2 separate regions of the Homo sapiens genome follow, and region 1 is linked to region 2. Evidence: chromatin contacts called from ENCODE Hi-C or POLR2A ChIA-PET data. All regions are on one chromosome and are shown on one strand. The core of a region is the stretch at or near the end of the contact, and the rest is flanking DNA. Distances in the headings are between cores, read along the strand shown. Region 1 has its middle 48 kb from the start of LPIN2. Region 2 overlaps NDC80 (NDC80 kinetochore complex component).

The links. Hi-C counts contacts between places; a loop is a spot of excess contacts on that map. ChIA-PET counts read pairs that join two places held with the same protein, here RNA polymerase II (POLR2A). Pooled maps may share reads with other maps.
Region 1: a loop to region 2 is called in a map of CD8-positive, alpha-beta T cell, with 6 times the contacts of the local background. The contact joins two enhancer-like sites. A Hi-C loop is called at or near these places in 1 of 168 maps with a recorded cell type or tissue (CD8-positive, alpha-beta T cell) and 3 of 50 pooled maps. POLR2A ChIA-PET finds 5 or more read pairs at or near these places in 1 of 52 experiments (activated T-cell).

The regions. Positions count from the first base shown.
Region 1 is chr18:3,057,541-3,064,474 of GRCh38, reverse strand. No RefSeq gene overlaps it. Among named protein-coding and RNA genes, the nearest start is that of LPIN2, 48 kb to the right of the region's middle. RefSeq lists enhancers at 3,033-3,162, 3,530-3,824. Within about 2 kb of position 3,739, at least 8 of the 41 ENCODE cell types and tissues checked have a DNase peak (open chromatin) inside an H3K27ac peak, as active enhancers do; they include CD8-positive, alpha-beta T cell, where a contact is called at or near this core.
Region 2 is chr18:2,600,078-2,607,428 of GRCh38, reverse strand. It overlaps NDC80 (NDC80 kinetochore complex component), which reads right to left. Exons shown (of 17, transcript NM_006101.3): 13 at 5,944-6,033; 14 at 922-1,014. Among named protein-coding and RNA genes, the nearest start is that of NDC80, 32 kb to the right of the region's middle. Within about 2 kb of position 1,593, at least 4 of the 41 ENCODE cell types and tissues checked have a DNase peak (open chromatin) inside an H3K27ac peak, as active enhancers do; they include CD8-positive, alpha-beta T cell, where a contact is called at or near this core.

The sequences.
Region 1 (6,934 bases), core at 2,490-4,989, 450 kb before region 2:
AACATTATTTTTCCATTTAAAAATCTGACTATTGAAGAACATTAAGTTTAAGGCTGCTTTTTATAGCATAACTTAATTCCCTTTAATTTGTTAAGCTTTATTTATAAATTAATATATTTTCTCTCCACTTTAAGGACTACTATTGTCTGACTTAAACAAAACTGTCTCAAGAACTTAAATAACTTTATCTACTAAACTAAGTATATAAATACAGAAAATTTGGAGTTTTCATAAATATTCTCATATTGTATATAAACCTAGTAAGATGAACATAAAATCACAGTCAATTAAACATTTTACATTGGAATCACAAAGCTGGAGGCTGGGTGCAGTGGCTTACACCTGTAATCCCAGCACTTTGGGAAGCCCAGGCAGGAGGATCACTCGAGCCCAGGAGTTTGAGACTAGCCTGGAGAACATGGTGAAAGCCCATCTCTACAAAAAATCCAAAATTAGCTGGGGGTGGTGGCACGAGCCTGTAGTTCCAGCTACTCGGGAGGCTGAAGCAGGAGGATCGCTTGAGCCTGGGAGGTCAAGGCTGCAGTGAGCTGTGATTGCACCACTGCACTCCAGCCTGGAAGACAGAGTGATACTCTGTCAAAAAAAAAAAAAAAAAATTGGACTTAGTCACTAGGCTAAGACATTTCAAGTACATGAAAATCAAATATGCACAGCCTACATAATGCAGAAATACTAATTTTTGCCTAGATATAGCCTCTAAGATCTGGGACTGGAGTTTTAATACACATGCCAGAATGAGAGATGTAGACCTGGATTGTTCAAGGTAGTGAGTTGGTACCCAAGATGCCTGCACAAATCTGAGATGCACAAAGAGTGGCTTAGTCAAAACAAAAATGGGAATAGTAAAAATATCACCAACTGACATAGAGAAGCTATACAGAAGCTTTCCATCTGCCTGGGGGCGGTTCTGGATGGAAGAAAATTTAATGGATTCCTCAAACTAGTACTGCATGTTTGTGGGGTGCAAATTTACAGCACCACATGGTAACAATCTCAAGCCAAGAATTCCCATAAAAATGGTCGAGGTCCGGGGCCTCAGGGAAGCAAATGCAAAACTACGCTAGACGGGATTCTCTGTCTGCCCACAAAGGATTACTGTTATGGAAATTGTCCTCCCACCATGAACAACTAGAAAAACAGGCAAAATATCAAAACATATGGAAAAATAACCGTTTAGGGCATTGGCCAGCAGATGTGCAGGCCCAAGATGCCTGAGAGAAGGGGAAAGTGATGAGACACCTGTGATTGCTCCAGCTTCTTCTTGCCTAGACAGAGTGCTCAGGCTGCAGCCCAGCAGGGGGAGCCTGTCAGTCTCATTGAATTGAGGGGACAGAGACTGAGGTTCAATGAGGCGGGGTCGTCTAAAATGTATGAGAAAGAATAAGAGAGAGAGGAGAGTTGCACGAAGACAGGGTGCTGGAGGCTGCACATGCTCTTTGGCTGAGTACTATTCAGCAAATGCACGGGAGAAAGAAATCTGGAAAGCCTCAGGCCAAGCAATTCTTGGAGCTCACGCGGGCTGGAAACAGAGTCCGTGTCCACCAGCCGGAATGAAAAGACTTTGTAATACGTGGGCCTCGGGTAGAGTCCTCAGAAGTTTCTCCTCCATAGTGGGGCACTACTAAGGTGAGAAATTAATCCTGGATTAAAAACTCCTCTGGCCCCACCCTAACAGAGCTTAAAAGCAAGCCTCAAGAGGATCAAATATCTACAACAAATCGAGTGTCAGAACAAGGTGCAGCGCATTTTAAATGAACACACTGGCACGGTCTCAGGTGTTCATTAGTTCTGTTCTGTGGGCCTGCTTCACATACCCACAGCAAGATGTTTAGATAAAATACTAATACATCAGTTATATGGAGGATTACAAACTGGATACATAGTGACCATCACATCACAGCCTCAAATATTTGCATTTTGACCTCTACCTTGGGCTTTAGAGATAAGATTATGTTTAAAAAACAGTCTTAAGTTATTTAAATTGCTTCTGAAGAATCAACTGATATATGTAAATGAAAATCTCAATCTCTAAAATGCACACCAAAGTTTCCAAAATTACTTAGCTCATACTTACTAACATCTAAGTGCATTTTTTACTTTTTTTAGAACATGCTTTAATTGTAGCCCAGCATCAAGAAGGCATAGTAGACTTGTCACAAAGCTCAGACACACACACTGTGGTTACTCAGACAGTCCATACTCCCTGCTACTCACTTTTGAGGATGAATATTTACATTCCAAATGATACACAACTAAGTTTAATTTAAAACACTTTGGAAACAAAATAGGCACTGTTTGCAATAAATTATGAAGGTAATGCTCGCCTCCCCTGGGGTTGAGTTTCTACAGTTTCCTTCTGTGGTTTCTTTCCTCTCGTTTCTGGTTTTAGAAGGTTAAGGGCATAACCTATCAGGCCGGGACTTCAGCCTGAGGCGTTACTAGTGCCCATGGTATCACACAAAAGCCACCCACTCTGCTTGCTAAGAGCTGGTTCTAAGCCGGGAGAAAAGGTGTTACATTGCTGAGCCAAACTGAAGCCAAGTGTTTCCTTTCAGAGACGAGGGGGACGTGTCCCAGAATCAGAGAGTGTTTTATTACATTGACTCTATTTTGGTTGTTCCAGGGCTCATCTTAGTTATCTAAATGTCCCTACTGAATGCACCCATAGTTGCCCACAGGAAGCCTCTCCAAGGAGACCCCCATGCCAACTGCAGTACATATGTGAATGCTCCCTCCATTTCCTTGTTCTTTACAGCTTAATATTCCCGGCTAGAAAGAGCTAACCAGTTCTCGGAACCCTCTTTGCTCACAGGCTTCTGTCAGTACAGGCACCTCTGGTTCATAAGCTTCCCACGCAGTCCGGAGACATTCTCCAGAATTTCACGAGAAGCGTGTGTCTTCCTTACACACTCAAAACCAGGAGCTGAATTGCAAGGAGGCATTTGGCTTCATGAAAGTGAAGACTGTGCAGAGAAAGAAGAGAAGCAACTCGTTGCGGGGGCAGAATCGAGAAATCTGAAATCCTCCTCTCAGGTGAAAGTTTCAGCAGCACTGAAGTACAGATGAAAAAATAATGAAAATGAAACCAATTCCTTGTTTTCATCTCAAAACAGAAAGAAAAAACAATTACCTCTACGTCATTCTATTAAAAACACGGGGCATTGCCTGGGCACGGTGGCTCACACCTATAATCCCAGCACTTCAGGAGGCCAGGAATTTGAGACCAGCCTGGGCAACACAGAGAGTCCCCGTCTCTACCAAAAACAAAAAATAAAAATAAATTAGCTGAGCATGGTGGCACATGACTGTAGTCCTAGCTACTTGGGAGGCTGAGATGGGTGGATGCTTGAGCCCAGGAGCTCGAGGCTGCAGAGAGCCATGATCGTGCCACCACTCTCCAGGCAGGGCAACAGCAAGACTCTGTCTCCAAAAAAGACAAACCATAAGATACCATTTCTTCCATTCATTCATTCATTCAACAAATATTTACTTGGTGTGGGTCAGGCCCTGTTCCCCCAGGCCCTTCTGACCTGCCATGGTAGAAAGCCCTCTGTCCCTAAAATTCCTGCCTTTTTGCCAGGTTTATGTCCAGCACAAGTGGAAAATCACCAACAGCTTTGACCTCTGAACAGACACTGCCGGAAGTCATGGAAGTGAACTGGGGTGAAGAATTGGTTTTTTCCATCTCACTCAAGTGTGGCAGGACAGTTGCTCTGTAGCACCGGCGGCCAGGAAGTGAGGGGGAAGAGGCAGGAAATGTGTATTGGCTTCTACACATAAACTTCGTATCTATAAAGAATGAGACTATTTTGTTTAAACGTTTTTAGTTGGAATGTTTCTCAATTTTGTATTTCTTGAGGCTCTTAATTTTGTTTCTTATCTGGGCTGCATTATGGTGGTTAACATTTCAAAAAGTGGTTGAGCATTTCTAACGCTGTGTAAAAAAAGATTGTTGCCTTTAAATACAAGGCAGCAAAGAAAAAGAAAAGCTGTAAGTAAAAATATAGGCCAGGCACCGTGGCTCACGCCTATAATCCCAGCACTTTGGGAAGCCGAGGTGGGTGGATCACCTGAGGTCAGGAGTTTGAGACCAGCCTGGCTAACATGGGGAAACTTTATCTCTACTAAAAATACAAAAATCGTCTGGGCGTGGTGGTGCACGCCTGTAATCCCAGCTACTTGGGAGGCTGAGGCAGGAGAATCATCTGAATCCAGGAGGTAGAGGTTGCAGTGAGCTGAGATTGCGCCACTGCACTCCAGCCTGGGCAACAGAGCGAGATTCCTTCTCAAAGAAAACATAAAAATATAAAAACATAATGATAATGAGAAGCCATTTTAGCTAGAGTAATAGAAAAAATTCATTTGCATTTTAAAATATGGTCATGCTAAAATCACTTTAGCTTTTAAATAGACACTTTGATGTCCCTGGTTCTACTAGAACCTGTCAGTGACATTTGAACAACTTTTATGAAGTAGAAGCAGATTGATCTCCTGCATAGCTAAGGTTCAGAGACAATTTGTCTCATTTTCACTCTATTTTGATAATACAAAACTAAAATAATGAGGAAATGTATCACCATAAGGCAGAGGTTATTAAGTGTTCAGACCTTTGTTGATAAATAATTTAAAGCAAAATAAGTCCAAAGACTAGGGGAAGTTAAAAAAAAAAAAACCCACATGTCACTTCAAATGTTTATTATAGTGGTATGCTGTAGAGTTATTGTTGTAAAGTATTGTTACTGTGTTATTTGTGTATTATATAGAGATATATAGAGATACAGTTGTTTATTATTGTTATAGTAATATTATCTTGTTTTATGGTTGTATATTATAGAGCTACAAACATAATAAAAATTAGAAAACTTGAAAGAAATTGTATAAAGGCCTTAATTCAGTGAGACGATTGGAACTGCTCTCATTTCTGTGGTAGCCACAGTAACAGAAATTCAGCGTGTCCTTTGTCAACACAGGAAGTTTGTTACAAAGACATCATTCAAAACAAGAGTCAAATTCTGGGAACTCCCTTTAAAATGAAAAGGGAAAAAAAATCAGAAAGAATTTACTTTTATAGCCTTTAAAGTACTTTTTGTAGAGATTAGGCTAGTCACTGCAAAATAAATAAATAAATAAATTCTAATTCAATTCACTTCTTCTATGGACCGCTTGCATGAGTCCTTGAAAATTACACACCCTTAGAGCATGATATTTTCTTTTGCCGGAGGTATTCATTGGCCTGTATAAAGGTATGCATTAGTTACGTGCCTCCTCTGCCCCACAAGGCAGGCTTTTGAAGCATTAACATTTTTGTTGTTTTTCTCTTTTGTGGGGTGGGGGTGTTGTTGTTGTTGTTTTGAGACAAGGTCTCCCTGTGTCACCCAGGCTGGAGTGCAGTGGCTCACTGCAGCCTTGAACTCCTGGGCTCAATTGATCCTCCCAACTCAGCCTCCCAAGTAGCTGGAACTACAGGTGCAGGCCACCACACCTGTCTAATTTTTGTATTTTTTGTAGAGATAGGGTTTTGCTGTGTTGCCCAGACTAATCTCGAACTCCTGGGCTCAGGTGATTCACCTGCCTTGGCCTTGAAAGTGCTGAGATTACAGGTGTGCCTGGCCTTGAAGCATTTACTCTGGGGAGCTGAAAAAATTCTGCTAAGCACATTATGTCTTAAAATTAGTCAAGTATTGATCATGGATTTGGGGAACTTCTCGATACTTGACTTTAGGTGTAAAATATATGCCAGTTTTGTTGCTATTGTTATCATTCACTTATTCCTTCAACAAATGTTTACTGAGCAATGTCTGTGAGAAAACAAAGATGAATCAGATGGAGATTCGCCCTCAGGATGTTTACTGCTAACTGATGTGTTAGCAGTACCAGAATGTGAACAACCACAGTATAAGCAACGTGTTCATAGGGAAGAGACAGACAGCATGCTATCCTCTGAGTTCAAGGAGAGTGCGATGCTTGCTGTGCAGTGAGGTTAGGGTACAGGGGAAGGTGGATTACAGGAATCAGAAAAGGTTTTGTGGACACAGAAGCATTTACTCTGTGTTTTGATGAGCAGGAGGGTTTTAGCCAGTTTCAAGACTGAAGGGAAGAGTATTTATGTTAAAGAAATCCCTCGGCTGGCTGGGCGCAGTGGCTCACACCTGTTAATCCCAGCACTTTGGGAGGCCAAGGTAGGCAGATCACTTGAGGTCAGGAGTTCCAGACCAGCCTGGCCAACATGGTGAAACCACATCTCTACTAAAAATACAAAAATTAGCCAGGCGTGGTGCACACAACTGTAGTCCCAGTTATTTGAGAGACTGAGGCAGGAGACTCGCTTGAACCTGGGAGGCAGAGGTTGCAGTGAGCCGAGATCGCACCACTGCACTCCAGCCTGGGAGATAAGAGCAAAACTCCATCTCCAAAAAAAAAAAAAAATCCCTCGGTACCACGAAGGCATCCCCAGAGCAGACAGGTATACACAGGTGTGAGCTTCAATATCTACTCCCAGACAAAAAAGGCATTGGCCAAACTCATTCTGTCTTTATTACAGGCTGAATTGTGTCCTTCAAAATTCATATGTTGAAGCCCCAACCCCCAGTACCTTAATATGTGACTGTATTTGGAGGTTATGTCTTTAAAGAGGTAATTGAGTTACAATGAGGTCACTGTAGTGAGCTCTAACCCAAAATGACTGCTGTCCTTGTGAGAAGTTTAGGACACAGACTCAAAGGGAAGACCACGTGGAGAAGCAGGGAAAATGTGGCCATGTGCAAGCCGAGGAGGGAGGCCCTGGGAGAAGCCAACCCCACAAACATCTTGATCTCAGACGGTAATACATGTCTGTTGCTTAAGCCACATAGTCTGTGATCCTTCGTTATGTGGCAGCACCAGCAAACTAACACAGTCCCCATGGAGGCTTCAG
Region 2 (7,351 bases), core at 344-2,843:
TTTTTCCCATGAGCTTCAAGGAAGCCTTATCTAGGTCCTTATTTCACAGATGTATTAACTATGCACAGGCAAAGTAGCCCAAATTAATCATTTCTAAGGTTTGTGAAGATTAAGTATCATAAAACCTTTCATTTAAGTGCGTCAGAGAGTAAACTCAAGCATTGTCATGGAGGATGTGTGAAAAAAGAAAAATGATTACCAATGTCTTATATTTCACATTTAGATCATATTATGTGGTATATTTTCTAAACATTTCACACCGTTTAAGAAAACAAATAGGTCCTAAATATAACACAGGCAAAGAGAAAAGTTTTCAATTCCTAATACTTTGTTGACATAAGTAAAAAATATTGGCATAGTTAAAATTTTCACATGAATTGTGTAAGTGGTAATGAATAGAGTCATCTGAATACTTTAAGTAAAATGCTGGTCAGACAGTAGAATGTTGAAGAATCAGTCTTTTTATTTTACCCACCTTCTAGATTGCACGTAAACAGTCTTTGGAATTTGACCAGGATAGTCAGTTTACAATGACTCTTGGTGGGCAACTACATATTCAAAAGACCTTATTGGGGTTCAGGCTTTAGCAGTACATAACAATAAATCTCTACAAAAAGGTAGGAGAGATTCTGTTTAGTTTTGCAAGGATACTGAGTCATATGCAAGTATAAAATACCAGATAAAGGAAAAGTAAATGTTCCTTTTCTATGGTAAAACAGCCCTAATCCAGAAAAATGTCCTTTAAAGAACAAAATAAAATGACTCCTTACGATAAACTTTGGCAGAGAAAACTAACCCAAGATACAAATTATAGGATATATATAGCTTAAAGATTTTGATTTTGATGTCAGAATATGTGACTCATCAAGCAATCATGACATAGCTTTTGATAACCTACGCAAACTGTGGCAAAGTTCTTACCTTAATTTTTTGTTGGTAAAGATCATCCAGCTTTTGAACTTCTTCTTTCAGAGTTCTCACACTTCTCTTGCTTTCTGTTATCATTGCATTCAACTGGGGAAATAAAACTTTGGTTGAGAAATCATAACTATACATCAAAGATATTTTAACAAGTTATAGAGTTTTTATATTATCAATCAACTAACTGAACAATGTTATTTCTTCTAGTCCTTTTGGACTCTCACTTATCATTTGTCCAAAAACTTTATTATTCTCCAAAGAGAAATTAATTTCAAAGAAACCTCAAAGTTAACGATGTTAATATCTGTTTTTCCACTAGTTGTTGTGGGAGTGCTTTTTAAGCTCTCATATATATTATATATTATTAATATTGTTATATCAATTTATTCATATATAAATAATTTTTGCCTCTGGATTTGAAATCTAGCTTTATTTAGACTATATCTACTACAGCTATTTAGCTTTTCATTTGTATGTTCATTTTCTAAAATGTTAAAAAAGAATTGTTTGTATTAATTTTATTGGATGTTTGCTATTATAGTCATGCATTCCTTCAAAAAGTAATAAGGTAACCACATTTAATCTTGTTAAAGCTTGAACTTTAAGATCAGTTGAAACCAAAACTGAAAGAAAAAAGTGTTTTTCAAGTTCATTTCCTGTTGGCAAGTGCTGATACCAGTTGATGTCAGCAATTAATAGAGAATGTTCTTCAGCTATACCAAGAGGAAACTGTTTCCTGCAGGAAACACAAAAGAGTAAAATGTATAAATAGCTGACTTTTTTTTAAAGGATAATTCTACACACATATGAAATTAAAAAAAAATTTAGGGGTTCAAATTTAGTGAAGCTATTATTATTTGCTACAAAACACAGGGTAGTGACATATACAACTAGCATACGCCCAGAACTCAAAACCAGATCTAACACCAAGAACTTTTTCTAAAGGTATGTTATATCTGCAGTAACTAACAAGTTAAACGAGTTGTTTTAAATTCACTTGTAATAACAACAACAGATACTCAAGTAACCAGAACTTCCACTGATTCTCATGGTTGGTCAAAAGCATGTTTACTCATCTCTGAGCAGCTTCTACTTTCCATGTCAGCATTACTAAAGCTGCATTAATTACTTAAACATTTTTTTCTGAGTCCCAAAGTACACATTTCCATTGTGTACATACACACACACACACACACACACACACACACACACACACACACACACACACACACATACATATAGCCCGCCCGACTCCAATTGCCTACTGGACATTCTCCACTTTGATGCCCCAGAGACCTGAAACTCAGCATATCCCAACCTACAATTCTCTCTTCTATATACTTCTCTTTTATATTCTTTATCAAGGTAAAGAACATCACCACATACCCATCTGCCAAAGATAAGACACCTGGGCATTCTTGATTTCTTTCTTGACCTTCACATACAAATGGACAACCAAACTGTTGTTTCCATCTTTAAATCTCCTTTCTCCGTCTTCACTGTAATAGCCTTGCTTTGGGTCCCTACCATTTACTATTCACTGTATAGGATATTGATAGGTCTCTTAATTGCATGGTCTCGTCTCATGCACCTCTCATCTATTCTTCAAAAGGCCAACAGTGTGAAATTACTAAAATAACAATAATTATTGTTATTTCCTTACTTATAAATCTTCATTGATCTCTACTGCCTAAAGAATACAAAAAAATTCAACCAGTAAGGCAAGCCCCTTCATAATTAGGTTCTTGTCTCTCCAGGCTTCTCCCTTATCTCACTTACACTCATGGTAATTTACTAATATGCTGTGCTCTTTGTTTTTTCTTTTTGGAGAAAGGGTCTCACTTTGTCACCTAGGCTGGAGTGCAGTGGCACAATCTCAGCTCACTGCAGCCTCCACCTCCAGGGCTCAAGCAATCTCCCACCTCAGCCTCCAGAGTAGCTGGGACTACAGGTGCATGCCACTACATCCAGCTAATTTTTATATTTTTGGTAGTGGCTGGGTTTTGCCATGTTGCCTGGCTGGTCCTGAACTCCTGAGCTCAAGCCATCCACCCGCCTTGGCCTCCCAAAGTGCTAGGATTACAGGCGTGAGCCACTATGCCCGGTCCATGCTGTACTCCTTGGTCTCTGGTCCTCAAGGTGTATGTGTGTGTGCATGCATGTGGATGAACATGAGCATCCTTCTGTGTATCCATTGGCCAACACCTACTTGTTATTCACAACTCAGCCCAGCTATCACTTCTCTCAGAAGGAGCCTGTACTTAAGTGTATTATGAGAATCCACAGTGCGCTGTATTCACATTACAAAAAGCTATGATAGAAGAAATTGTTTTCATGCCCATCTTCCCACTTAAAATGAAGTTCACAAAGGCAGATGCTGCACTGTACTAGTATCACCATCTATTACAGTACTAGGCACATAAGCACTCAAAAAATATTTGCTGCATAAATTTCAGTTTCAAATATTTAACTTTAACCTTTATTTACATTCATATTCATAAGTGTGATTAGCTTAATTTCTTCTTTTTGTAATATCTTTGTCATGTTGTGGTATGAGGCCTACATTAGCCTTATAAATGAATTAGGTCTCTTTATGCTCTATGATAATTTACATGTCACAGAAATCATCCAGTCTTCAGTATTTGAAAACAGTGACCTATGAAATTATCCGTTATTGGAGTCTTTTGAAGAGCAAATTCTCTTTTTCACTTTGGTTTCTGGTTACTTACATATTTTGACTTTTTTGGGATTTCTATTGTTCAGGTTACAATCCATTTCATCAAAAAATTTTAAACATAAATTTCTGTTTATACTATATTACTTCATAATTCAAATAAATTTCCACCATCTCTATAAACTATTTCTCATTTTATATTTTCCTGCTTTTTCTTAAATGGTTTTGGCAATTATTTTAAAATACTTTTCAGGTTAAATGTTTTGTTACTCTAATTTATTAATTTCTTTATAAACTTTATTATTTCCAGTTGCATTTTACCCCATCCCATCTTAACTTAAACTACTTGTCCAATAGGAAAAACAATTTTAGTTGTTAGTCTCTGTATGACATTACTGATCTCTCCCTTCTTGAAAAGTTTTCCCTACTTTGGCTTATATATATTACATAGGTGTATATATATATATATATATATATGTATAAACATATTCTCTTCTGTTGTTCTCCAACTAATTTTGTCCACTTTTTCTAAGAGTTTTTCCCAGAATCTCCTTCCTTTGCCGGTCCCTTAAATGTTGTTACTCTTTAGGATTCAATCCTCTGCCACTTTCCCCTCCACATTCATCCACATATATGGCTTCAACTATTACATATGCTCTAATGACCATCAAATCTGTATTTTCAGCCCTGATCTCCTTCTTACACTCTGAATCTATAGCTTCTGCTTCCTCCTGGATATCCTACAGACAGCAAGCTCAACATCTCACCACACCCTACTTTAAGTTTTCCTCCTTTAGGTTAATAGCACTATGATTCACTCAGTTGCCCACATCAAAAATATGGAAGTCATGTTGATACTTCTTTCTCCTCAAGCTTGCACATGCAGCCATGAAATCCTTGGGTTCTACCTCCTTAACATTTCCTAAACCTGTTTCCTTCCCTCTAGTTCTAGTATACATTGGTTTAAGTCTCCTAACATTTTCAGTTGCATCCCCTCTAAGCCATGTTTTCCTGTAGCCCAAAGGGTTTTGTAAACCTAAAAATCTGATGAGCATAACTGTACCTATGTCAGCCTTTTTCTCTATATGGGAGTGCCTGAAGGATGTATTTATCTCTAGGACACTAACATGGGTCCTAGTCTATAGTAGCCATTTTATAACTTTCCCCCATCTATAGCCTTTAAAAAGTTCAAGACAGTCTAAAAGATGTTTTAGATATGAAGTTCCTGTTGTTTGGAATTCATACCTTTTGAGAATCTCCAGGTTTTAGTACCCATTACAGCAAAAAACAGAAATCAAAATGAAGCAGGCTAAAGGAAGACTTCACTGCAAATAATCATCATTCCCAGGGAGCAGTCCCAGGGAGCAAATTCCTCATCTTTTCTCCATAGATATTTTAGAAACTGCGAATTACAGCAATAATAGTATGATGTGATCAAACTCTTCACTTATCTAATGTTACAAATTTTTCTATTTTTCTGAGAATGTAAAAATTCTAATACAAAGTAAGTCTTGATAGAATTTATTAATATTGGAAAAATGTCTTTCTGTGGGTTACTAGCATAATTATTTGTGAAATGCCATAGGTTTTGTTTCCAGATTGAGAAAAAATAAACAAGCTTCTCTTCTGAGAAAACATAAAATTTCATTTTATATCTTGAAATCTATTAGCCAGATCACAGTAGTTCCTGAAGAGCTGAATTAACAAGGGGTTTCCTTTAACTGCTTGGTGTCCTATAAATGAAATCCTTTGTGTGTGCATTTGAGAAGTAGCTTAACTTTTCTTAACTAACAATGTTTACTTTAAAGGTTACTAAATACAATAATAGAATTTTCCTTTTCAGGGATATAGGTGATATTAAGGATCTCAGAAGCAGAGACTACCTGAAATTCACTTTTGGAAATAGACTTTGAAAGGAATTTGAGTTCTCCTGAAATTCCATGATCCAGAATCCAAAAACTTGGTAAAAAGAAACCTCTTAATCTATCACAGCTAATTAGCTTCTAACGCCGTAATTATACTTGCCTACTTTCAAGGTAGCCACTTGAAGCCTCTTTTAGTATAAAAATATTAAATTATCTCAAGTTAGAGACACTTCTCTATTAAAAAAAGGAAAATTTACTTAGTTTCATCTCGCTTCATCATATGTGATGTGTGAAGGCTAGGATGTTTAAATGTCTTAATAAGTTACTTCAAATATTTCTGTCGAGAGCATACCCAATTCTCATTTTTTCATAGTTTTGTTAAAAAATTAATTCCTTAGCAATCAGAAACCATAAATAACTTTTAATTTTAGGTTTTAAAATCTAATTTTCACTTTTTATGACTTTTTATGTTTTATTACTTACTTGTTCTAAAGTATCCTCCAAACCCATTTTTTTATTTAGGGCTTTATTAATTTCTTCTTCAGTTTCATTCAGGAGTTCCTTAAGAGGTACCTATAAAATACATAGGAATGTGGGTGACATATAACATTTAATTACAAAATATCCCTCCTGAAGCATCTACACACTGTGATAGGAGGAGTCACTTTTGGAGAAAAACTGAAGTTATAACATTTTAAATCTAATATACTGTCAAACAGAAACAAAACTAGTTTTTAATCAAATTTCTGTAAGTGTAGACTATAACCTGCTTTTGGTTTTGAATACTTGCAAAATTCAAGATTTGCTCATCTATCCTGGAAATTCATTGCTATTATTTAAACATTTTACAAGTACACTTAGTTTACTGCAGTATTTTTTTTGAAAACAATTCATATGTAGGTTGTATTTTTATGCTATGTTATCCAGAAGTATCAATTTCTCTTAATCCTTTTCAACTGTTTAGTCTTAGGATTCTCTGCCTGTATTTCTTATGTTTATTCTGTTCTACTGACTTTAACACAGCACTTCATTGCTTGTCATTTTTCTAAATTGAGGTGAAATTCACACTTTAAAATGGTTAAACTGAAATACTTAGGTTAAAATGACGTTAACATACAATTAAACATACAACATAAAATAAACATAAAGTTTAACATAAAATTATAGCGTGTAATTCAGTGGCATTTAACACAGTAACCATCACCTCCAGTTCCAAAACATTTCATTATGCTGAAATAAAATCCCATATGCCATTATGTTTTAAGTAGGTCTTTTGAAGTTATTGCTGAGTTTTAATTTTGGCCTGCTCCTTGCAAAAGATGCAATGGCCTCTTCAATCTCTCTCTCTGTTTTTTTTTTTTGAGATGGAATCTCACTCTGTTGCCCAGGCTGGAGTGCAGTGGCGTGATCCTGGCTCACTGCAACCTCTGCCTCCGGGTTCAAGCGATTCCTCTGCCTCAGCCTCCCGAGTAGCTGGGACTACAGGTGTGCACCACCACACCCGGCTAGTTTTTGTATTTTTAGTAGAGATGGGGTTTCACCATATTGGCCAGGCTGCTCTCGAACTCCTGACCTCGTGATCTGCCCACTTAGGCCTCCCAAAGTGCTGGGATTACAGGCCTGAGCCACCTTGCCCGGCCTCTCAAATCTCTTAAAGAACTTTTCACCAAGTACTACTTATAACACTTGGCTTTGTACCTTATTGATTCTATTTTATTGTTCTATTATTATGTAAAACTATTTCTAGAGATGAAATCAAAATTTCTCCTCGAGCATATTCATTCTTCTTTTTGCATTGTGTAATCTTTTCTACAAGAATGTGATTCATGTAATTATTTTCTTGCACCAGCCATGTCAAACTACTCAAAACAGTGGTGAGCAAACTCTGCCT